Regions from separate parts of the Homo sapiens genome. Here region 2 is linked to region 1. Evidence: chromatin contacts called from ENCODE Hi-C data. All regions are on one chromosome and are shown on one strand. Each heading gives the region's core, a stretch centred on a gene start or an enhancer-like site at or near the end of the contact. The rest is flanking DNA. Distances are from core to core; before and after follow the strand shown.

The links. A loop is a pair of places that touch in the nucleus more often than their neighbours do.
Region 2: a loop to region 1 is called in a map of Calu3, with 2.1 times the contacts of the local background. The contact joins two enhancer-like sites. A Hi-C loop is called at or near these places in 2 of 168 maps with a recorded cell type or tissue (Calu3 and cardiac septum).

Annotation. Positions count from the first base shown.
Region 1 is chr5:82,355,763-82,359,741 of GRCh38, reverse strand. No RefSeq gene overlaps it. Among named protein-coding and RNA genes, the nearest start is that of RPS23, 79 kb to the right of the region's middle. RefSeq lists an enhancer at 1,956-3,155. Within about 2 kb of position 2,646, at least 26 of the 41 ENCODE cell types and tissues checked have a DNase peak (open chromatin) inside an H3K27ac peak, as active enhancers do.
Region 2 is chr5:82,733,050-82,736,979 of GRCh38, reverse strand. It overlaps LOC105379050 (a long non-coding RNA gene), which reads right to left. Exons shown (of 4, transcript XR_948504.3): 4 at 1-2,491. Among named protein-coding and RNA genes, the nearest start is that of MIR3977, 110 kb to the left of the region's middle. Within about 2 kb of position 1,644, at least 3 of the 41 ENCODE cell types and tissues checked have a DNase peak (open chromatin) inside an H3K27ac peak, as active enhancers do.

The DNA.
Region 1 (3,979 bases), core at 1,397-3,896:
TTCAAGGCTCATAGAGCAGAGATGGGGGCAGAGTTAAAAGCATTTGTTGCTGTAGAAATCGTTATTTATTATTAAGAAATAGGGGTGTAGAATGTCTTTTTCTTTTGGCAGAAGCCGAGGCCCTGAATCCTGCCTGTATGAATGACATGTAAGCTGTGGGCCTGTGATTCTTTTTTCTGTTCGTTTTTCTTCAGTTTGGCTTCATCTCAAGAAAAAAAAAAAAAAAAGTACACATCTTCCCCTACGAGAGAAAGGATGACTTACAGTACTGAGTGTGTGTGTGTGTGTGTATGTGTGTGTGTGTGTTGCCCTGAAGTAATGCCAGCATCCAGAACTGCAACCTTACCTTTTCAATCCTTAAGAACCAGAGACATAGTTGCTCCTGCTCAGCAAAGGCTACAGCCAGTTCCAAGAGCTCCATTAGGACTTGCATTAGGACCAGGCCACCACCACAGTGAGCTCCAAGGTGGGCTGGTCCACGTCTTGTGATCAAAATGACTGATACTAGCACCAGAGTGTCCATCATTATAGTTTCTTCTTTTGCTTCTTCAATGAGAAGGAATGGGGATTTTCAATTAAAGTTTTAAAATATCTTCTTTCTTCAAGGTCTTATCAGCCAACTTGTAAATTGTCTTTCAGCTCAGAGGACAGAAATTCATGGAAATAGGATGTAGGCATCCCTTTTATTTGTCTCCTCCTGCACCTCTGCCACTTGCAGGCACAAACTGTCCTCAAATGATGAAATATCAGCTATTTCCCAGCATCTTTGGGAGGTGCATATACTATTGCAATGCTGTGTTTGCAAGTTCATTATAATAAAAGTGAAATTCAAAATGAGTACATGTAAAGCAGAAATTCAGAGCCCCTCTAGTTAACACAGTCATTAATTTACCTTTCTTCTTTTTCTTGATTTATGAAACTGCTAGTTGCAAACTGATGTCAATTCAGAGCAGGAGCCAGGGTGGACAATGGATCTCAGCATCTGACTCTTTTGGAGCAGCTGTCTGAACCACAAGGAAAAATAATCAGGCCTGAAGCCAGTGGGAGAATCATCATAACAGACAATACAACCCATTTGTTTAATGAAGAAAGAGTTAGGCAACCTACTAGAAACCACAGGCCTGATCTACATTTTTCAAACTTACGACCATGTCTAGAAAAGTTGCTTAACTCTTCTGTGCTCCATTCTTCCAATGCTCAGAGCTCCATGAGACTCACCTGGAGCTCCCATGTGACTCGATGCCTGCTCCACCTCTCCACACCTGCACAACTATCAAAATAACCAGCAAGGAAAGCTTTATTTAAAAAATGAAGATTCCTTGCCTTCACCCCAGGTCACATCCAGGCCTATGAAATGGGAAATCTGCCTGATGGGGCATTTTAACCAGGAGAATCTAAATGAGCAACCGAATTTAGAAATCACTAGGCGGGAACAGAAAGAGCAAACGCACAATCCAAGAACCACTTCTCCTACCCCTTTGTCCATGACAGACATTAATAATCAACATGAGCACTCTTTCCCTCAGAACGCAGCCAAAGCTCAGGAGGTCCAGGCAGCCACTCCCAGTCAATGAGAGTGGCTGGCTCACAAATTGAAACCTTTCTGCCATCCCTGAGTGAGAACCCAGCAGTCCACCAGTACTGTGTGTTCAGTCGCACATTTCACCCAGCATCTAGAACAGCTCAACGTATAATCCTTTTAGGTTTACAAAATCTTTTCAAACACCTGATCTTCTTTGAGCATCCCAGAAACCTTGTGAAGTTAAAAGGGTATGTATTATTATACCCACTTGACAGATTAAGAAACTGGGGGTCACATTAGTTCTTAATCTTGCCCAGGGTCAGATCGCTGATGAAGAGTAAGGACAGAAAATCCACCCAGATCTCCTGTCTCCTAGACCAGCATTCTTCCTTCTGTAACAAGCTGGGCATGGAGTATTGAGGGCAACATTACCACCTGAGCTTAGCAAAAAACAGACCATACAGCAAACAGTACAGAAGGGGAAGGTGGGCCAAAGAGGTTTAGTAAATTGACCAAGGTCACAAAGCCTTAAAACCAGCAAGCAAGAACCCCAAGCAGGTCTGTCTGATGAATCTCTGTTCTGTGCTCTTCCTGTTTAGATGGTGTGTCCTCCCAGATCAGCACAGACTAGGAAAGGGCCTTTCCTCTCCTCTCCCTGAGTTCACTCTGACACACCCTGCTCGTCTGGCCCTCCTCCCAGACTATTTCCCTTGTTTCCGCTGGTGTCATCCTCTCAGCCACACTCACCTCTCCACCACCCACCCCCCTTTTTGACCCTGCAACTTCCTTCCAAATGCAGGAGGAAACCGCCCAGCTTACTCACAAGGGCCCCAGCCAACAGACTGCAGATAAGACAAGCACCTTGGCAGCGAGACGTGAATATAAAATTGCAAACAGCTTTTGAAGTTACAGATCCGTAATCTTCTAAGCCAAAGAAGAGGGGTTCGCCTCTTCCCCCCGTCATCTGAATCAACACTCCAAAGGACTGAACTGAGTCCAGCCAGCTTCGGATGTGATCTCACAAGCCCGCCTGCCACACATGCATTTCCAGCCTGTCGCCTGAGCAAAACCCCCACGAGGCTTGTCACCACTTAACACAGGGGACATGTTTCTACAGAAATCAAAGCAAAGAGATGTGTTTTGCTGCCCTTTCATGTGGTCAAATACATCCTGACTGACCCGGTTATGCCCTTAGTTGAAGAAACTAAACACTTTCAAGTTTAGAAGGGAAGATGCTCAGGGTTTCTGGAAGACGGGCTGACTCACCTCTACTGCATAGTTGCCTGTAACCTTGGCCAAGTTACTTAATCTTTTTCATCTCAATTTTTCCATCTGTAAAATGGGACTCTACCAATGGCACTTTCCTTTAAGATTCTTGTAATTATTAAAATAGTTGGTTCACATAAAAAATGTAGGGCAATGATACACAGTCAACCATAAATATTTACCATCACTGTCATTTTAAAACAGAAACAAAAGATTTGAGGACGTATCCACATGACCTTTGGAATTTAGATGCATCCCAACAGGTCCCTGTTGTATTTTAGGTTCACAGTAAACAGGTTTTGATGATCAAACCTAAAACTCTGATGTTTCTGTCATTATTATTTTCAATGGAATGATTTGCATAGAATTAACAAAGAATTAACAAAAATTACCAAAATTTCTTTTAGAATTAAGTCAGCATGAGATAACACTGCTTGCTGAGATTATACATACTTCCTTTAAGCTTCTATATAGGATACATTTCTCCAAATTTTCTACAAAAAAGCATGCATTATTTTATCATTGGAAAAATTAAAATAATAGCACATAATAAGATGAAGCACATTATGCCTCGTAATGTATAAACATGGATATCTACAGGAAATGGCAATCAAAGCATAAATGAGTCCACTAAGGTTGCATCATGGCTTTCCCTACTGGCCCAATCGGACATTTTTTTTGGAAAGTTTTAGAGACCTAAGTCTCCACATCCAAATGGAAATGAGCCCCAGATATTACTCATATATTATTGGCAGTACTTTCTGCCCAGAGAATGGCAAAACAAAGAAATTTTTTTGCAAATGGAGGCCACCACCTGGATTTGTGAATGCATGAGCCTCAGCCACACGAGGCCTGTTTAGGGTTGATCTGCCAACTGCACAAAGACACACATACACACACGCACACATGCACAGCCCAAACACTGAGTTTCATTTCCACTGCTTTGTTCCTATGGAGTACTGACAGATATTGGCAGATCCTATTTCACTTTTTTCTCCATGAACTCTGGGTATTTCAGCTTTTTTCTCCCAATTTAAATAGTTAAAAATGTGGCCCAGTAGGGGTACTTTTTCAATGGGTAAAATATTAATTCTTATAAGTCAAAATATGCTAGTGTCCTACAAGCATGCAGAGCAAAGTTTAAAAACTGATGTTAAAAACCCCACTTTGAAGTACATACTCAAAGATCAG
Region 2 (3,930 bases), core at 395-2,894, 380 kb before region 1:
GACTGAATTGGATCCACTCTTAACATATTTTTACCAAACCAGAATTTGACTCAGCAAATATTACCAAATAGAATGGAGTTTCTTGCTGCTCAGGAGAGAAGTTGATGGGTTAACTTAGAAACCCCTATTCCCATGCGTGGTGTCTAGAATTGTCAATAGATCACATCCACATGATAAATAATGTGGCAGACAGAAGGCCAGGCCTTGCCCAATTTTCCAAGGTGTTGAGGATAGGTGCCTTAAGACACAGTGTTTGAGAGGAGACAGGATGTGAAAGGCTATCCTTGCTCTGAGCCTGGAGGACACCCTTCAACACCCAGTCAAGCTAAATGACATTTCACAGGCGGGAGAATATTTAAGGTAATATCTACTATACCTAGAAAGTATATTTAGAAAGTACAATTGCATTTAGAAAGTACAGTTTTACAAAACTATGGAAAACGTGACTATCTTTAACAATATAAGTCTCTACACACCTTTTAGGTCGTTAAGATTGTTGAACACTTTTTTCTTTGGAAATGAGTTGAAGAACATCATTTTGACTCCCTATCAAAAGATTCTCAAAAATAACCAGAGTTTTAAACATCATGCCTGATTCGTTTTTCCCCATTGATCCAGAAGCTTCAATTATTAAATAAAACAAAAATCTGTTGGAATGCAAATTACCTCTTTTCTAATACTTTGAAGCTCTCCTGTGACTTTCACCATATACTTTACTGAGTATGCCAGCTGTTTGGGGCTTCTCTTTTTCTCCTATGAATTATAAGTTCCTAAAACCCAGAAACTTTTTAAAAATTCATTTTAAAAATAATTTCTTACCGAGACTAGCTTGTTGTGACTACAGTAGAAAAGTGAAAAATAGTAAATAATATTAATTGAGGCTTGGCACCGTGGCTCACACCTATAATCCCAGCACTTTGGGAGGCCGAGGCAGGTGGATCACTTGAGGCCAGGAGTTCGAGACCAGCCTGGCTAACGTGTCAAAACCCCGTCTCTACTAAAAATACAAAAATTAGCCAGGCGTGATGGTGCACATCTGGAATTCCAGCTACTCAGGAAGCTGAGGCACAAGAATCTCTTGAACCTCGGAGGTGAAGGTTGCAGCGAGTCGAGATCGCGCCACTGCACTCCAGCCTGGGTGACAGAGCGAGACTTTGTCTCAAAAAAAAAAAAAAATTAATTGAGTATATTGCAATAAGGTAAAACCATTTTTGGATGTGAAGCAGAGACTTGAGTCTACAGAAATCCTGTTTTAATTGTGTTCCATCAAGGTCTTGGAGTTTGGTCTCTGAGTAGGCTAAATAACAAAGGATTATTATGCTCGTGCATTGCAAGCTATGGGAAAGTTCATAAATTATCTTGATGACTCATTTCCTCTGTCACTCTAGGACTTCTAATATAGGGAGACCTTTTCTGTTGCCTTTAAAAAAAAAAAAAAACTTGTGAGATAAATGGGGAGAAAAGTCCTGAAATTGAGCTTGTTCAATAAGTGTTATTTAATGTTCATATAAAAATTAAACTGTGTTATAACAATGTTAATAACCAATTGATTCCAAAGGCCATGCTTAAAGGCCTCTGCCTTTAAACTCAGTCTTCTTAGTGCCATTTTGCAGAGTGGCTTGTGACCACAGGAGGTTATTTATTTCATCCTAAGCCACACAGGATATTTCCCATACATATGCTCAGTATACCATGGAGTGTAACAAAGGTCCCCTGTTCTTGAGGCAGCGATTGAAAAGAAAGTAGAAGGGAACCGTCTCTTTAATTTCTGAATATTGTGTACTATCAGACTCTCTGAAATGCAATTCAAAACCTTAAAAGGTTGTGGCATTTCTAGATTTCTCTGTCTTTATCTAGTCACCTACAAAAAAAATTTACATGCTTATACATTGATTGGAGATAAATAGCTTCATTTTGCTCTTTGAATCTTTGACTAGGCATATATATTTTAAGATTTTTTTTTCTAAGTACTTAAGACTGTCCTAAACAAAACAAATGCTGAATCAATATTTCAGGATTATCATCTGTAAACTTCTGAAAATCTGCCCATGGATTATTGATGTGTTTTGTTCTCATTCCAGAATCCTTTGGCATCTGCTTCATTTCACTGTTCTCTCATTTTTCAGTTTTTCATATAGGCCAGACAATTAACTACAGCATTAAAGTAGCAAGGATGTTAATTCTGTGCAATGCTTTGAAATATACTTCATTTGATATTATATACTATGGATAAAAGTTTTTATTTTCTCCTTATTCTTCCTTTTGAGGAAGGGAAAGAAAGAGTGAACTAAAGACATTAAACTATGGCTAACTGACCTCGTGAGTCAGTGTTTCCATGAATTTTACATCTCTCATTGCTGAAATTTTGGATGTTCTGTTCTTCATTTGAAAGCCTGCTTTTTATTGTTGGCGTGTATTTCCTGTTTTCTCTTTTCTCAGTTCCCACTCCTTGCGTCAGGACTCCCCTCAAATGATGAATTTACAAAGGAACCTGTTAACAGAGTAATAAACTCGGCCTCCCCACCCAGTGCCTGTCAGCACTCCCACCCAAGACCTCCAGTCTCCACATGGCTCCTTTTCTCTTTTCCTCTCTTGTCTCTCTATCACCCAGAGCCCTTTTCATGTACGGCAATATCTCACATGGGGACATCCTCAATTCCCAAATGACCTCAGGGAAACCTGACATTTGCCCCTGACACTAAAACTTACCAAAAATGAAAAAAAAAAAAAATAGAATTTCTATGCACAAGTCTCCTTGAATTTGGAAGCCAAGGAAATATTTTCTGCTATTGCTACAGATAGACTGAAGAAAGTTCTACTTGGAAAAACCAGAGCTGTCTGAAGAATGTAGGGGAGTGATGGATAACAAATTTCCTTTTGGGAGGTAAGTCTAAGGACATGGGACTGCCTCTGAGATCATCGCCTGTGTCAGAGGCAGGTGGAGCATTTAACACATGAGGGCTGAGGTGTGAGATTCTCTCAACATGCTTGGTATATTGATACTTAGGGGTATTAGTGAGCTGGCTCTAATTTGGAATTATTTAGCTCCCACTTCTTGCATGTTCCTTCCTCCTCTTTCTCTCAATAGGCCTTAAATCATTAATTACAAACATGACATGACATGAAAACCCATGATCTTTGATAGTGTTGGGCTCAGACAATGATACCCCAAAGCGAACACTTCAGAAGTAACAAAATTTTTCTCTGGCCTTCTCCTTCCCTCCTGTCTCTCATCCTTCATTTCCCCCTGAGGCACACCATAGAAACTAGAATCTCTCTTCCTTAAGGCGGTCATAGAAACCAGGATCCCTTTTCCCCAAAGCCAGCCATAAGACCTAAAACTGTGACTCTAAAAATATTGCTCTAACCTGCCTTGCTGCGTTTCCCCCGTGGTCTATTACTATTAGATCATAGCCTTTTGCCTAATCATATGCCTACATGGCTGTCCATGATTAATAGAACCTAAGCGTAAAAATGGATAGTTCACCCTGAGCCTTTGGGTCATCAATGTGAAAACTCTCATGTCATATAAAACTATGATCGAATAACTTTGTTATGGCTTTTCTTCTGTTAATGTGTATTGTCAATTCATTTCAGCAGACTTACACTTTAGAGGGGAAGCTTGAACTTCCATGGGATGGTTTCTCTTTACCTGTGTGTGGTAAGTCTTCAGTGAAGTAAATAGTAATTAGGACCTTTAATTATTTAATTAAATAATTTAATTTAAATAGTAAATTATTACTTTCACCAGTCAGAACATTACTTATTTGTTAAATTTCCCTAAAGGCAAAAATAAACTAATTCTCAAGCCACCAGCTACAGCTTGCTTTAGTCATGAAATTGAATAGATAGGAAATGAATGCTGAGGAGTATCCTGTACCAATTCGAAGTGGGTCTTTCAGGTAAATTTACTAAGCATGTTTAAAGATC